2 separate regions of the Mus musculus genome follow, and region 1 is linked to region 2. Evidence: chromatin contacts called from ENCODE Hi-C data. All regions are on one chromosome and are shown on one strand. Each heading gives the region's core, a stretch centred on a gene start or an enhancer-like site at or near the end of the contact. The rest is flanking DNA. Distances are from core to core; before and after follow the strand shown. Region 1 holds the start of Tgds (TDP-glucose 4,6-dehydratase). Region 2 overlaps Gpc6 (glypican 6).

Region 1 (6,974 bases), core at 2,794-5,293, 170 kb before region 2:
AAATGTATAGCTGGCAGGAAAACGGCCTCAAAGTTGGGACACATGTTCTTTGCTTTTTCTCTCTCGCGCTTGCTTATTCGCGCGTTAATGTTGCGAGGATACATCACACGTCTAAACTGAAAAGCCTGGCTTCTCTTGGCACCAAACCGATTGTTCCTTCCTTGAATAGGGTTCCTGGACTGGTTGAATTAACTGATTATCCAGTTGGCTAGACAGCTGAGAATGACAGTGACCACCTTCATTCACGGGTAGTCCAAGATCTATTGGCCTTTCTGCTGGTGTGAAGCGGCAGCCAGGACACTATCTGCCATCACTTTGACCTATGGCAACCGGACTCCCTCCAGTGTTGATTCTACCTAGCTACAGTCTACCTCTGACTTCTGAGTTACAGAATACTATAGAAAACATCATTTCCCAGCGCCACATTCCTTTATCCCTTTTGTACACAACCTACGCTTTTTGGAATATGGGTTCAAATATTTCAAATGATCGTCTCCCAACTAATGCCCATTGTTGGTATTCTGTCTAAACTCCATCCCCACAGTTCCTGGCAGCAGCCAGGTAGGCTTGACCCAGTATAAAAGGGGCTGCTTGGCCCTTACACGTACACTCTTGCCTTTCTCTTGCCTCCTGTCCCTTGTGCCCCCCTCTCCCCATCCCCATCCCTCTTCTTTCCATGGCCCGCCTCCACTTATCTACTCTCTCCTTCTCTCTGCCTCTACTACTCTCTTAACTCCCCTCACCACGCCCTAAATAAACTCTATTTTATACTTTACCAGTGTGTGTCTGGTCCCTCCAGGGAAGGGGATGCCCGCTGAGGCTTCCCCCTTCCCCCGCACTCCACCAGAACATATAGTTAGAGCTCTTTCTCTTTTTATGATCACAACACCCATCCTTAACCCTATCAATTCCATACCCACCCTAAACCCCTGTGTCGATGACATTTGCAAATCCTTCGCTGGAGTATTTTCTACGGTTCCTCTCCTTTGCTTCACTTTGCTCTTTTTTTTTTTTTTTTTTTTTTTTCTAGATTCTCCTTTTTCAACACACTCGAAGAAGCCCTTCTGACACGTTCAGACTGTATCAGACTTCAGTGCAACCAGAACACCTTACTCCTTACCAGGTCAGTTACCACAAAATTCTGTAAATGACCTCCAGCTCATCTGAATTTCTCACTCTACTGTAAGATGAAGATGGTCAGAGGTGGTGAGTGCAGCAACTCAAAATTGTGTCACGAATAAGTTCGTACAAATTATCTTCATCCAACAAGATGTTTTTTTATAACACAAAAGCATGTCCTCACCACATACTTCATCTTAAATAAAGAAGCCCCATCAACAGCAGTTTCGGCGCTTCTGGATTCCCAGAATAAGGGTATTCGTATTTTTGAGACTTTTAATTTTTATCCTAATTATTTTTAAATATAAGAGTAATTCATGCATGTAGAGAAATTTTAATCCAGCAACATGGCTGCTTTAGCAAGGGTTCACATCTAAAGACATTCTAGATCTATGTGATCTGGCTGGAATGCAGATATGCTCTGATTAAAGTATCATTTGCCTGAAATACAGACACCTTAGTGCACACCTTTAATCCCTAACAATGTAGGTAAAGTTAGTTCCTAGGAGGAAACAGCCATGTTTGAAAGTGATGCCTAATTGATGGGCAGACAAAGTGATGAATCAGAGAAAGATTTGACAGATGAGTCAGAGAAAGGATATGTCCAATGAACTCAAGACAGCACAGGAAAGGGAGGCAATGAGAGAGAGAGACAGAGACAGAGCACTTTTATACCAGGACAGTTTTTACAAAGACAGGTTTCAGAGAGAACAAGTTAGACACGGGTGAAGAGAGAATGAGAAGGAACCCGGAGATTAGAACAGATTGTCAAAGGTAGTATGAGGCCAAGCAATGCAATTCAGTTAGAAGCCAAGAGAAACTGGATTAAACCAGTCAGCTTGAAAGATTAGATGGTATGAAAGCCTAGGCCAAGGGATGGTTAGAACAGAGAAAGTAATGTGCTGGTCTCAGGCAAGCCATGTATTCGTGCGACTTGGGTATGGCTCTCATCCCATTCCTTCACCTGAGGAAATAAAACTGAGCAAGCAGCTTAGAAGAACTCATAGCCAAAAGTGTATAGAGCAACATTTTAAGTTGTGACTTCCCAATTTCCTTGCCTATGCCCAATACTGAAATGTAGCCTTTGTTAATATTTTCCAGTGGATATTTTCAGATAAGCCTCTGCAAATATATGTAGAGTTAAACTAAATTTGCCTGGAGACTGTCCCCAGTATTTTGAATTGCTACATCAGAACTGCAACCTAACTTAGTCAGCTTTAGCCAGCCAGCATGCTCCCAACTGACCAACTATGTTTGTATGTGGGAGAGATATTGTTCCCTTTGAGAAGGCACAATTAGATCCATAACCTGTAAAGTCTCTCCTAACCATTACTTCCGAGATTTATATTCTTGTGTATAGGACTCTTGTTTACATGTACCGTATGGGCACAGTGCTCATGGACTTCCAATACCCTGGAATTGGAGTTACAGAAGGTTGTGAGCTACCATGTGGGTGCTAGGAATCTAACCTGGGTCCTCTGGAAGAGAAACTAGCGTTCTTAACCACTGGGCCACACTTCCCTCCAGCCTTTGTTTATACAGATTGACTGCCTGGGTTTCTTGATGGTGCTCTCTGAACCTTTCTTTCAGAGCATTGCCAGGTTTTTCATTGTTTGATAAAATAAAACCCTACTAAGTTTAAGTTGTTGAAAGCTTTAATTGTGTAAATGGTAAACCAAGAACGTGGGTGAGGTTGATTCTAAAGGAAAAGCAGAGCATGGGCTTTGATTACTGTAGGCACTTTCCCTTTGTCTCGTGTGTGTGTGTGTGTGTGTGTGTGTGTGTGTGTGTGTGTGTGCTTGAGACAGGGTTTCTCTGTGTAACCTGGCTGTCCCGAAACTCACTCTGTAGACCAGGCTGTCCTTGAACTCAGAGATCCATCTGCTTCTGCCTCCCAGGTGCTGGCACTAGAGGTGTGTGCTATCACCTGCTGGCTTCATGTCTTTCTTCTTGATCAGTAATGTTATTCTCTTTCACTGAAGACAGGCTTTTTTTTTTTTTTTTTGATGCCTCGGTACATAAAAAATTAATATGACTTCTAATCACTCCCACTTGGTAGAGCCTCCGAATTCATAGAAAGCAGCAGACTATAATATAAACAGCAGTGAGCAATCATATGATAAGCCCACTTGTTGATGAGTGTGTGATAGATCTGGTCCCAGAGAAATGAATGGCCTTACCTCCATGGAGCAGAGACAGTGAGAAATTACATCAGTGGCCAATTTGTTGATGAATGATAAGAAGAAAACAAAAAAAAAAAAATGGTTCTGCATGGTTAGAGTCAAGGAATGACTCTAATAGGAAGATGGCACTCAAACTGAGAACTGAAGGAGGTAAACACTAGTCAGACATCCGAGGAAAGGGCAGGTAGACCAGGGAAGAACACCTGGTAATATAAATAAGAGCAAGAAGGACCAGGATTGGGGCACAGTGAGCAGACAAGAGAAGAGAGTAAAACCTTCCAGGGAACTCTGCAAAACTTACTTATCATGATTGCAAGCGGCCTTCGCCTTTTGTGACAGTATTTACAACAGTGAAACATAATTTTGCAATGCAACTTTCCATTTCCATACTGCATACATTCTAGAGGATTCTGCTCAGCTGGGTGTTAGTCTATGAGCATAGCTGAAGTTCAAAAATGAAGGCATCGATTCATAACTCCGAATTTCTAAGCACCTATAGTAGTAATCCATGCTGGTGACACTTGCTTAGAAAATATTCCAGACCCTAGTACCAATGACCCTAATTTCTCCTAGCTGGTGACTATGGGCTAGAGAGTGCGCGCCTGCGCAGTGCCACTGCCGGCTCCGCCCCTCTTTTGGGGTCTGGGAGAACCCGGAAGCCTCTGCGACTTCCTTTGAACGTGTCGGGGGCGGGGCATGTCGTAAAGCGTCGTGAAGCTGCTTCCCTCGGTTCTTCAGACGCCGCGCTTTACGGCGCTGGCTCTGCAGAGCTGAAGATGTCCGCTGCGAGCCGGGAGGAGCGTTCTGGTCCTCCCGGCAGCTTCGCGAAGCGGGTCCTGGTGACCGGGGGTGCTGGTTTCATGTAGGTAACGGTGCTGGTGGCTGAGAAGTTTCTCCCCACAAATCCTAACCTTGCCCTGCGGTTCTCCTTGTCTTTTGCACTTCGGGTCCACGACTTTGCAGATCCGTTATGGGGAGGGTCCCAATGCACAGCCCGGATGTCCATCCGGTTTCCCTCACTTTCTGGCCAGCCAAGACGAGGTTGCTTCGAAAATGCGACTTCTTTAACACCTTCCCCACAAAAAGGGGAACTCAGGAGTGCCTTGCTGCTGTCCCACCCCCTACCTGCCCGGGGGTGTTTACCACCTGTCACTTTTCTGAGAAGCACACATCAGTTTCATTCCCTTTTCTTCCCGCTCTCTGACAAAGCTCCGGCCAGCAGATGAAGGCCTTTCCAAAAGCTCGCCTCTACACGATGTGAGGATCGATCGTAATGGGACTCTTTGTCTTGTCTTCTCTTTTTTAGAAACTGTTTACAAATCCTTTGTTATTCCCAACCTGTTTGAGGCTCACACCCACCTACCGTGAAACTGTCCTTTCTATTTGTGTCAAAGCTTATTCTTAATTTGACTTCTGTTCCCTGCCTCCTTTTCCTTAGAACACTGCTACTATCCCTCTCCTGTTGATCTCGCGCGTTTTCTTTACACTTTGTAGAGTGTGTTCCTAAGTGAGATAGATGCAGCTGCATAGAGTTTTACAGTCATGGTTTCTGTGAGACTTGTAATGAAAGTCCAGGGTCTTTATCCGATCTAGAAGACTCGGGTGCTCGAGCCCTGCTTCCCAACCTAGTCTCTTGCTTTTCTGTACTCGCCCACAACCCTCTCAGGCTTCTCGGAGCACAGGAGGTTAGTGCTGCTTCCCGACTTGAGGCAGTTGCATAGGCTGTTAATTTACCCGCATATCACCTTCAGAGTGCTTATGGGAACACCTTAGGCCACCCATCCACTCAGCACTACCTGAAATTACATTGAGTACTTGTGTTTACTTGTTTATGGCCTTGCCCTTCTTCTAGAGTATAAACTGTGTGAGAGTAGACTGATGTTCATTAAGCTCCCACAGAAAGAAAGGTCAGGGCCATATCGTGAAGGTCTTCTGTAAGAGTTGAGTGGATGGATGCGTGAGCGATCCACAGGAAGTTCTGTCCTTGTAGTGTCTCCTGCATGGGGAGGGGTCAGAGAGTCTTGGTTACTGCCCAAGAACATGCAGTGGGCCTTTTAAATCCACAGACACTTTGCTGAGAGTAGGTAGCAGGAAGCTGAGATTCACTTAATTAACAGACGTGTACGTGGGGAAATGCATGTACTTGCATGGAAGGGCTTGTTCACAAAGAATGTCCTAGAAAATGAAGGAAAGTGAAGTTTTTCACCAAGAACAAACTTCACCTTTACAATTGGCCAGTGCTAGCCATTACTCCCCAGAGCCCAAAATATGTTTATATATATATATGTTTCTTTTACTGAGATAGCTCCATTTCAGGGTCCTCTGAGTTCCAGGAACCACTGTCAGTACCAAGCTCAAACTCAGCTATCATTAATCTAGGAAACCTGGGTTTAGTCCAGAGCCCTCCTGAGATTTTAGGCTTACACAAGCCAACTTATAGTATAGTACCAAGAGAGCAGTTGCAGAAGTCACTGTAAGCATAGGCAAATGACAGTGAGTATGCTGTCATTTGTTATCTGTATAAATCCACCCCAGGCCTTGGAAAGCAAACTGGACTTGTGCAGTTACCCCGACCAGATTTTACATTTCCTGTGCTCACACTCACGGCATGTGTGGGTTCCATCCTTTGATTAAACTTGCTTTTTCTTCATTCTCAGTGCCAGGCAGTTTTATGTGGCACAGGGAAGATACAAGAGTTTGTTTATAGGGTTAAAAGTGCCTGTGTGTGGTGCGTTACCTCTTACTATTTCCGCACCACGCCACGGCTTAGGGGATGTTAAGAATCGAGGGAGGTTAATGCTTGCCACTCACAAAGATCTCGTCTTCTTGTAGTGCGTCCCATGTGATTGTCTCCCTAGTAGAGGATTATCCCGACTATATGATCGTAAATCTAGACAAGGTAAGTATGCAGATGAGCTTCGTGTGCTAAAATCCGACCTCCATTTACCTCCAAGCCAGGGAGCTTTAGGCAGCAGTGCCAGGGAATGGAAGAGTAGCGCCTGGCAAGACATTCTCCTCCTGTGTTTTCTTTGTGGTCGTCCCAGCCTCTCAGGGTCTGCATTGTCATGTGTTCGTGCTGTGTTTAATCTTAGGTCAAAGCTTTTGAAACTTTTATTTTGCTAGCCTACAAACTCAATGTTTTTAAGTGCAGTATTTTTAGCCAAAGAAAAGCTTTACCTTTTAAAAATTCTATATATACTATAATTTTGTGATTACTATTTTGAGAGGGTATTGGCTTTGTAAAATTAACTTTGATTTTATAATTGCTACCTCCCAGAAACATCTGTATGCATATTTCTTTTTAGCAGTAGACTATAACGAAAACCAGTTGCTGCGACACTTGCTTATGATCTGAGCCCTGGGGAGGTCAAGGCAGGAGGGTCTGAACTTTAGGGTGACCCTTGAACTGTACAGCAAGTTCAGGGCCAGCATAGGAGCACATGAGATCCTGTCTACAAACAAACAAACAAACAAAACAGTGAAAATAATTTAGTCTTGACAGTCTTGAAGTCATGGTTAAAGTCTCCATAAAGAGTATGATTCTTTAGTTTGAACAAAAGATACAAATGGTTTTCTTATTTTTATAAAACACAGTGGTAAAAAATGTGCAGGCAAAGAATAGTCATTAACTCTCGGCATATTTTTCCCGTCTTAATGTTCTAAAGAGGTAAG
Region 2 (6,504 bases), core at 1,658-4,157:
AAAATCATGAATGGCCCTCATGCTTGTAATCCTTTCTCTTTCTTAAAGTTACTTTTTAAATGCCAGGTACCAAAGACTACAGCTTTTGGAAGAAGGACCACACACAGCAGGAGTGTCCACACACAGTAGGAGCGTCTACACATAGTAAGAGTGTCCACACACAGTAAGAGTGTCCACACATAGTAGGAGCGTCCACACACGTAGGAGTGACACTCAGGGTGGTAGGTGGGACTCAAGTGCTATGCAGGACGTATTTGTACAGGAATTGGTTTACTTATTCAAGTCAGGGGTCTGCAGGATAAGCTGTGCATTTCCACCCACATTTCGAGCAAAACTCAAAGTTCATGGTAAACTCTTTCCTATGAAGTTATTTCTGCCCCCAAAATAACCCTAAGAGAGAACAATTAAATCCAAGTACCCATACATCTTTATTTTTGCAGTTAAAGCATAAACTCCTACCATTCTTTTTAATATGACTGGAATACAAGCAAAATCTTGCTGACCTCCAAGATTGCCCTCCCTCCTGGAGTTTGGTTGTAATGATGGCCCACCAGAATACGTAGCAAGCACAAGCCGTCAGCTGCTGACATGGTTTGAGGGGCTAAGGTGATGGCCGGGGCTCTTGGTGCTCTGTATTCTGGTCATTATTCCTGCAGCTGTGCCCAGGCTGAGTCAGAGGGGCTCCGTCTCTCTTGCACGCCATGTGCTCTGCTTAGCTAGCCAAGTCTCATTTATCAGCAGCTTGCTGCAATAGCTTGCTCGGGAATGCTGCCCCTGGGAGTCTGAATATCCAGCATCAATAAGAGCCTGCCAAGCAAGGCCAGCATCTCACTGTGCTTGGTGATGCTCAGCCACTTACAATCAAAACAAGGAGCCATGTACTTTCTCCTCTTGGAGTTTTCCAAGGGTGACTTCAGAAATTTAAACATAAAACAGTTGGAAAATAAAACAGCTATTTCTGCCACTGTAGACACAGATGCTGACGCAGTAGCTGCAGAAGACCACTGCGTAGCTGGACAGGGATGTGGAATAGGAGATGGAACAGGATGTGAAGAAATCTCAAATTCTGCAAGAACAGACCAATCATGGAACTCAGAAGGCCCTTCCTTTGTCTAGCTTTAGCACAAGTCATTTCAGTGACAGTGACTCACATCTCTGGGGACATAGGTAAGAGTGCTGTCACTGACAGCCCAGGTTGCCAGGCTGGGTGGACGTGCACTGGGAGCAGGGAGAACTTAGATTTGAGGACAGCTTGGAGTGCCAAATAGGGGTGTCATCCCTGCCAATTCTTCATGCTGTGGTGTGGCAAGTGGGTGGCACCCAGGGACAGCCAACCGTAGGCTCACTTTGTTTGGCTTCTGTTTGCAGGAGCATGGCCAGGAGCTGAACTTGGACAGTTGCACAGAATTATTTTTCTTCACATCTAATTTCATGTTGTTAATGTAGGGTTTCTTGATTGCCACCAAGCATAGCTTAGGAGGGTGGAAGAGTCTCCCAGGAGACTTCTCCCAGGAGAAGTTAGGGAGAACGGAAGCTGAACACAGGGTAGGGGCTATACACTATGTGCTAGGAAACTCACTGCTACAGTTGACGGCTTTTGTAACCTAAGAAACAGTAACATATTTCTTATAGACGGTTCCCAGTGGCTAACCACTGTGCCTGCCGTCCACTCCTCATGGTTGAGTTGGGGTTTTCAGAAAGACCTGGGTGCTCTATTGATGTTCTTGTTAGGAGGAGAGTCATGCCAGCCGATGGGCACGCTCTATTGCTTACCAGCACACTTATGTTAGTTCTCATGTGAGGAAAGGAAGGGACACTGACTGACCTTTGAGTTTGGGGTTTATTAGCTACTAAGAGTCTAAGCAGAGAGGGGCCAGGAAGAGAACCAAGGGGTAGCTAGGAATCACCATGGGAGCTGTGTCAGGTACTGAACTATGTCCAAGAAAACCAAGTACAAGAAGAGAAGGTTGCCCTTGGCTCTCTGTTGGAGAGATTTCTATCCATGCCCATCCGTTGTTTTGGGTCTGAGGTGAGGAGGAGGCAGAAGACCCTGAAGTGTACGCCTGGCACAGGGAAGGTGCTTTCCTCATGATAGCCAGCATGCAAGAGCTAAAAGAAAGTGACTAGGGACAGAGTGTTTCCATTAAGGATGTGTCTCCGGTGTCCCCTTTCCTCTAATTATGCTCTACCCGACCCTACTCCACCATCTTTCAATGATACCATCAGACCATCAATGCATCAGTTGACTGCCCCACTGAGTCGGTTAGAGGCCTCCTGATACAATCAGTTCTGCGAACTTTGCTGTTAAGCATTGCATGGGGAATGAGCTTTGAACAGTAAGACTTTTGAGTAGGAGCATGGATTAATCTTGAAACAAACAATGAGGCTGAGTCAGAATTGGGGTGCTCAAGTGCTGGCCTGGGTTTCAAGTGCCTGCTACTCCTGACTGATGCTACCCTGGTCACAGTTGGAAGAGGGTGATAAAGCTGATTTCGCTCACTTCTTACCACAAATGAGCTCGGCGGGATGCACATCTCCATAGAAATTTCTAGTGTAAGCTACACACGCCTTCATTTTCAAAGTGCGTTCAAAAGCCTTCACGAGGTAAGAAGATATGTTCTGTATACAGACCCAGAATTTATGTGCAGTTCCAAATTTTGAACGTCTCCAATTTTTTCCCCTCCTGCAATCCATTTGTTAGCAAACCATCATCAAATCTGAAATATGGCCAATTACAGTCCTCATTTCTCCCACTTAGTGCCACACTAATGCATTTTTCTACAGAAATCCTAATGCATTTGATTGCAGGATGTAGGTCCAGACCCCACTGGGAACATTACATAATATGCAGTATGTTCACTGTGGTAATTTTCTCAAATCAGAAAAAAAATCTGAATTCTAAAAAGACATATGGTCTCAAGGGTTTCCACAGAAGGGATTGCAAGCCTGTGATATCTGTGGCCTCCTTTTGCAGCTTATTTTAATACACATCTAAACTTTATACATCTCGGGATGGCTAGTATTTAAAACAACAAACAAAAAATGACAAGTCTCGGTGAGGTCGCAGAGAACCGGCACCCTGAATGCTGGCTTTGCGCCGATAACATGGTTCAGCCTGTGCAATGACTGAACCTCACAATGGCGGTTCCTCACAATCTACACACGGCTGCTCTCTCATCCAGCGGCTCCGCCTCAGATTTATGTACGAGAGAACTAAAAGCAAAGGCTTATGCAGATATTTATACCTCTGTTTGAGGCGCAGCACCGTTCCAAACATAGCAAATGTTACAATCATGCAAGTACCTATTTATCGGTAGACTAATGGATACAAAGGAAAGGAAAGGCTGGCTCACAACGGAAGTACTCTGGAGGACAGAAACTCCCACCCGTGGTGTAGCAATGATAAACCTCAAGGACTGTAGGCTAAGTGACAGGCAGGGGCACTACACGATTTCACGCCTATGAGCTACCTACGACAGCTTGCTCTCCCATTGGCCCACCAGGGAACGCCCCTGACCCTCCTCCAGTGCAGCGGCAGAACTTCTACTGTGCCACATTTGAAGGCTGCCAGTTTTCTTCTCAGAAGATTTCTCACCACCCCAATGTGTTCCTCTGGCTGGGTACAGATGGAGTATTTTACAGTTCTTTAAAGTACGGCTAGATGTTTCGGGGGCATCCTTCGCTTTCAGACTAAAGCAGTATCATTCTGGCAGGCCTGCTGACGCACTCTCTTCACAGATCTCCCATCCCCAGACATCATCCATCTGCTCAGATTTACCCAGTCACGGCTCACAGCGGCTGGCAAGGCTGACTGACCTGTTTTCTGGATTGTTCCATTTCCCCTACTTCTTACAAGTTACTATGCCTACCCATTGGTCTTGGGAAGGACTTCCTTGGGGGATATAGTGGTTCTGGGAGGATCTGATGTTTTGAAACACCATGGTGGCTCTCTGTAAGAACTATCTGCAATGGGTCAAATCAATCTATATTCCTTAGCCAGGTCCTTAGTTACCTCCTCCCAGAGGTGTTTTGTGTTTGTGTAGTGCTGGATGTCCTGGAACTACTTCTGCACACCAGGATGGTCTCAACTTCACAGAAATACCTTCGACTTCTGAGTGTTGCTATTAACGGTGCGCTCCACCAAGAGCAGGCACCCAGAAGGCATTTTCAGGAAAGGACATATGGACAGCAATGCATTAACCCATAGGGAGCAGAAATGATCTTTGCTAGTTCTATAGTTCTATGGGGTGAGGGAAGGGTCTGGCAATGATGGACAAAAGGGCTCTACCTAACCCCAGATGACCAACATCCTATCAGACAACCAGCGTGGGGGTGGAACATGAGTTTCACACTGTATCCTTTATCTGCGGCTTGCCCTGCCCTTCTTTGTGGATAGTGGGTCCTGAGAAAGAGACATCAATCCTAGAGGAAGTTACAGGTCACGCTGTTTACTGCAGCTGTGTCCTAAGAAAGCAGAATTCTGCTGTCCGAGAGCGGTAAGTCAAGAGCCCGAGTGAACCGTAATAGTGAGCTTGTTTCTCCTACGTTTTGTGGCTGGGCAGAGCTCTGTCACGTTCATCCTAACCGTAGACGAGTTTTATTTCCCTCTAAGCCTGTGCTTTGCTGCCTCCCACCTCATCAGTCTTCCCAGCTCCCGCACAGACAGCCCATTCTGGACACAGGTTGCCCAGACGTGCTTCTCAGGTGTGACTGATGGCCGCACATGTCCTCCTAGGCTCTCCAGCTTCACCCTGGGACCTTTAGGAGGCCCAGATTTGTAGCCTGCTCCATGAGTCTTTGATTCCCCCCCCCTTTGGCTTTCTAGATTATAATCGATTTCCCCTGTAAGTTACCAGCTTCCCCTTAGTTCCTATTTGTCTGAGTTGAGTCAGAATGCTCCGCTGTCTTCCCCCAGCCACCCCTAGAAGTTGCTTAGGTCAGTGAAAACTGGGAGACGTAGGAGTTCTACCTGTCACTCACTTCCTGCTGGTCACTGAAGGTGAGCCCTAGATTCCTCTTGCAGGCCACAGACACTGACAGAGATGTTAAGGAAAGGTCTGTGTTTGCTCTTTGGATCAGTAGTGTGAGCCTCTGAGCATGGACTGCTGGGAGCTGGACTTTCAGTGTGTTTTTAGTCCAGTTCTTTATGAATTTGGAGGGTGGGACTTTCAGAAATAATGAGTTGAGGTGGGTGCTGAGAACCAAACTTTGGTTCTCTGCGAGAGCAACATGTGCTCTTAACCCCTGAACCCTCTTACCAGACCAACTGTCCAGTATTTTAAAGGACTCCTCGCTCTGGCAATCCTCACTCGGAACTACAGATGTGTGGATCCAACATCAGCAGTAGCTATGTGGCCTGGGAGCTTGTTAGAAGCACCAAACCTCACTCAGGCCTTGTTTATAGCTCCATTTCTGTGGCCGTGATAAAAAAAAAATACCCTGACATACAGAAACTGAGGGGAGTAAGGGTATGTTCAGCTTACAGACCCGGGTTATTATCATCAAGGGAAGTCAGGGCAGAACTCAGTAGCAAGGCACACCACATCCACAGCCACGAGCCCAAGAAAATAGATGTGTGCATTCTTGCTTGTTTTATTGCTACTCATCCATCAGTATTCTCCTCTCTTATATGGTTCTAGAACTCTTGCCCAGGGAATTACCCTGCCCACAGTGGATTGGGTCTTCCTATATCAATTAGCAATCAAGACAATCTCTCACCAACAAGCCTATGAGTCAACATGATCTAGAAAATCCCTTATTGAGACTCTCTTCCCATATAACTTGAGGCAGTGTCAAATGAACAATAAACACTATCCAGCACATGGACCATCTCAAACTCACGGCTTTGCTCAGCTCTGGCTCTCTAACAAAAATGCCACGAACTGGATGGCTTAGGTAGGAGAAACTGCATGAGCAACTTGAGTTTCTCAAAGCTCTGGGGGAATGGGGCATCCAAGGCAAAGGTGTTGGCAGACATTCTCCAGTGATGTCACTTTCTGGTCTGCAGATGGCTAAGTTCTTGCTCTATCCTCATTTGAGGCAGGGTTGGAGAAGGGAGTGCGATATCATGTTCTCTCTCTCTCTCTCTCTCTCTCTCTCTCTCTCTCTCTCTCTTTCTCTCTCTCTCTGTCTCTCTCTCTTTCTCTCTCTCTCCTTCCCTTCCTCTCTGTCCCTCCCCTCTCCTGTTACAAAGGTATGAATCACACTGTATTTTAAGACCAAGTTATCTTTCAAAGGCCCCTACCTATAAATACCAACACATTGGGAATATTGGGGTAGATGGGTGGGCGATCTTAATATGACTTTTGAGGTGGAACAAACCCTCAATTTACAACACAATCAAGCAGAATCTACCTTTATGCAAGATTTCCAAAAGTTAAGCCAACACACTACCAAAGCCTGAGTTGCACCATTCTAGGGTTAATGAACAATTTCTGTAGACAAATATCACCCATCTCAGTGTCTTGGGAGGTCAACAGAGGCAGAAAGTTTCTTGTGGTTACA

The links. Hi-C counts contacts between places; a loop is a spot of excess contacts on that map.
Region 1: a map of left cerebral cortex shows a loop between it and region 2 (2.6-fold over the local background). The contact joins the promoter of Tgds here to the enhancer-like site in region 2. A Hi-C loop is called at or near these places in 1 of 37 maps with a recorded cell type or tissue (left cerebral cortex).

What each region holds. Positions count from the first base shown.
Region 1 is chr14:118,129,834-118,136,807 of GRCm38, reverse strand. It overlaps Tgds (TDP-glucose 4,6-dehydratase), which reads left to right and starts at 4,043. Exons shown (of 12, transcript NM_029578.3): 1 at 4,043-4,164; 2 at 6,135-6,201. The coding sequence starts at 4,079.
Region 2 is chr14:117,955,708-117,962,211 of GRCm38, reverse strand. All of the region lies in intron 7 of Gpc6 (glypican 6), which reads right to left. Among named protein-coding and RNA genes, the nearest start is that of Mir6239, 5.1 kb to the right of the region's middle. Within about 2 kb of position 2,907, at least 2 of the 3 ENCODE cell types and tissues checked have a DNase peak (open chromatin) inside an H3K27ac peak, as active enhancers do; they include left cerebral cortex, where a contact is called at or near this core.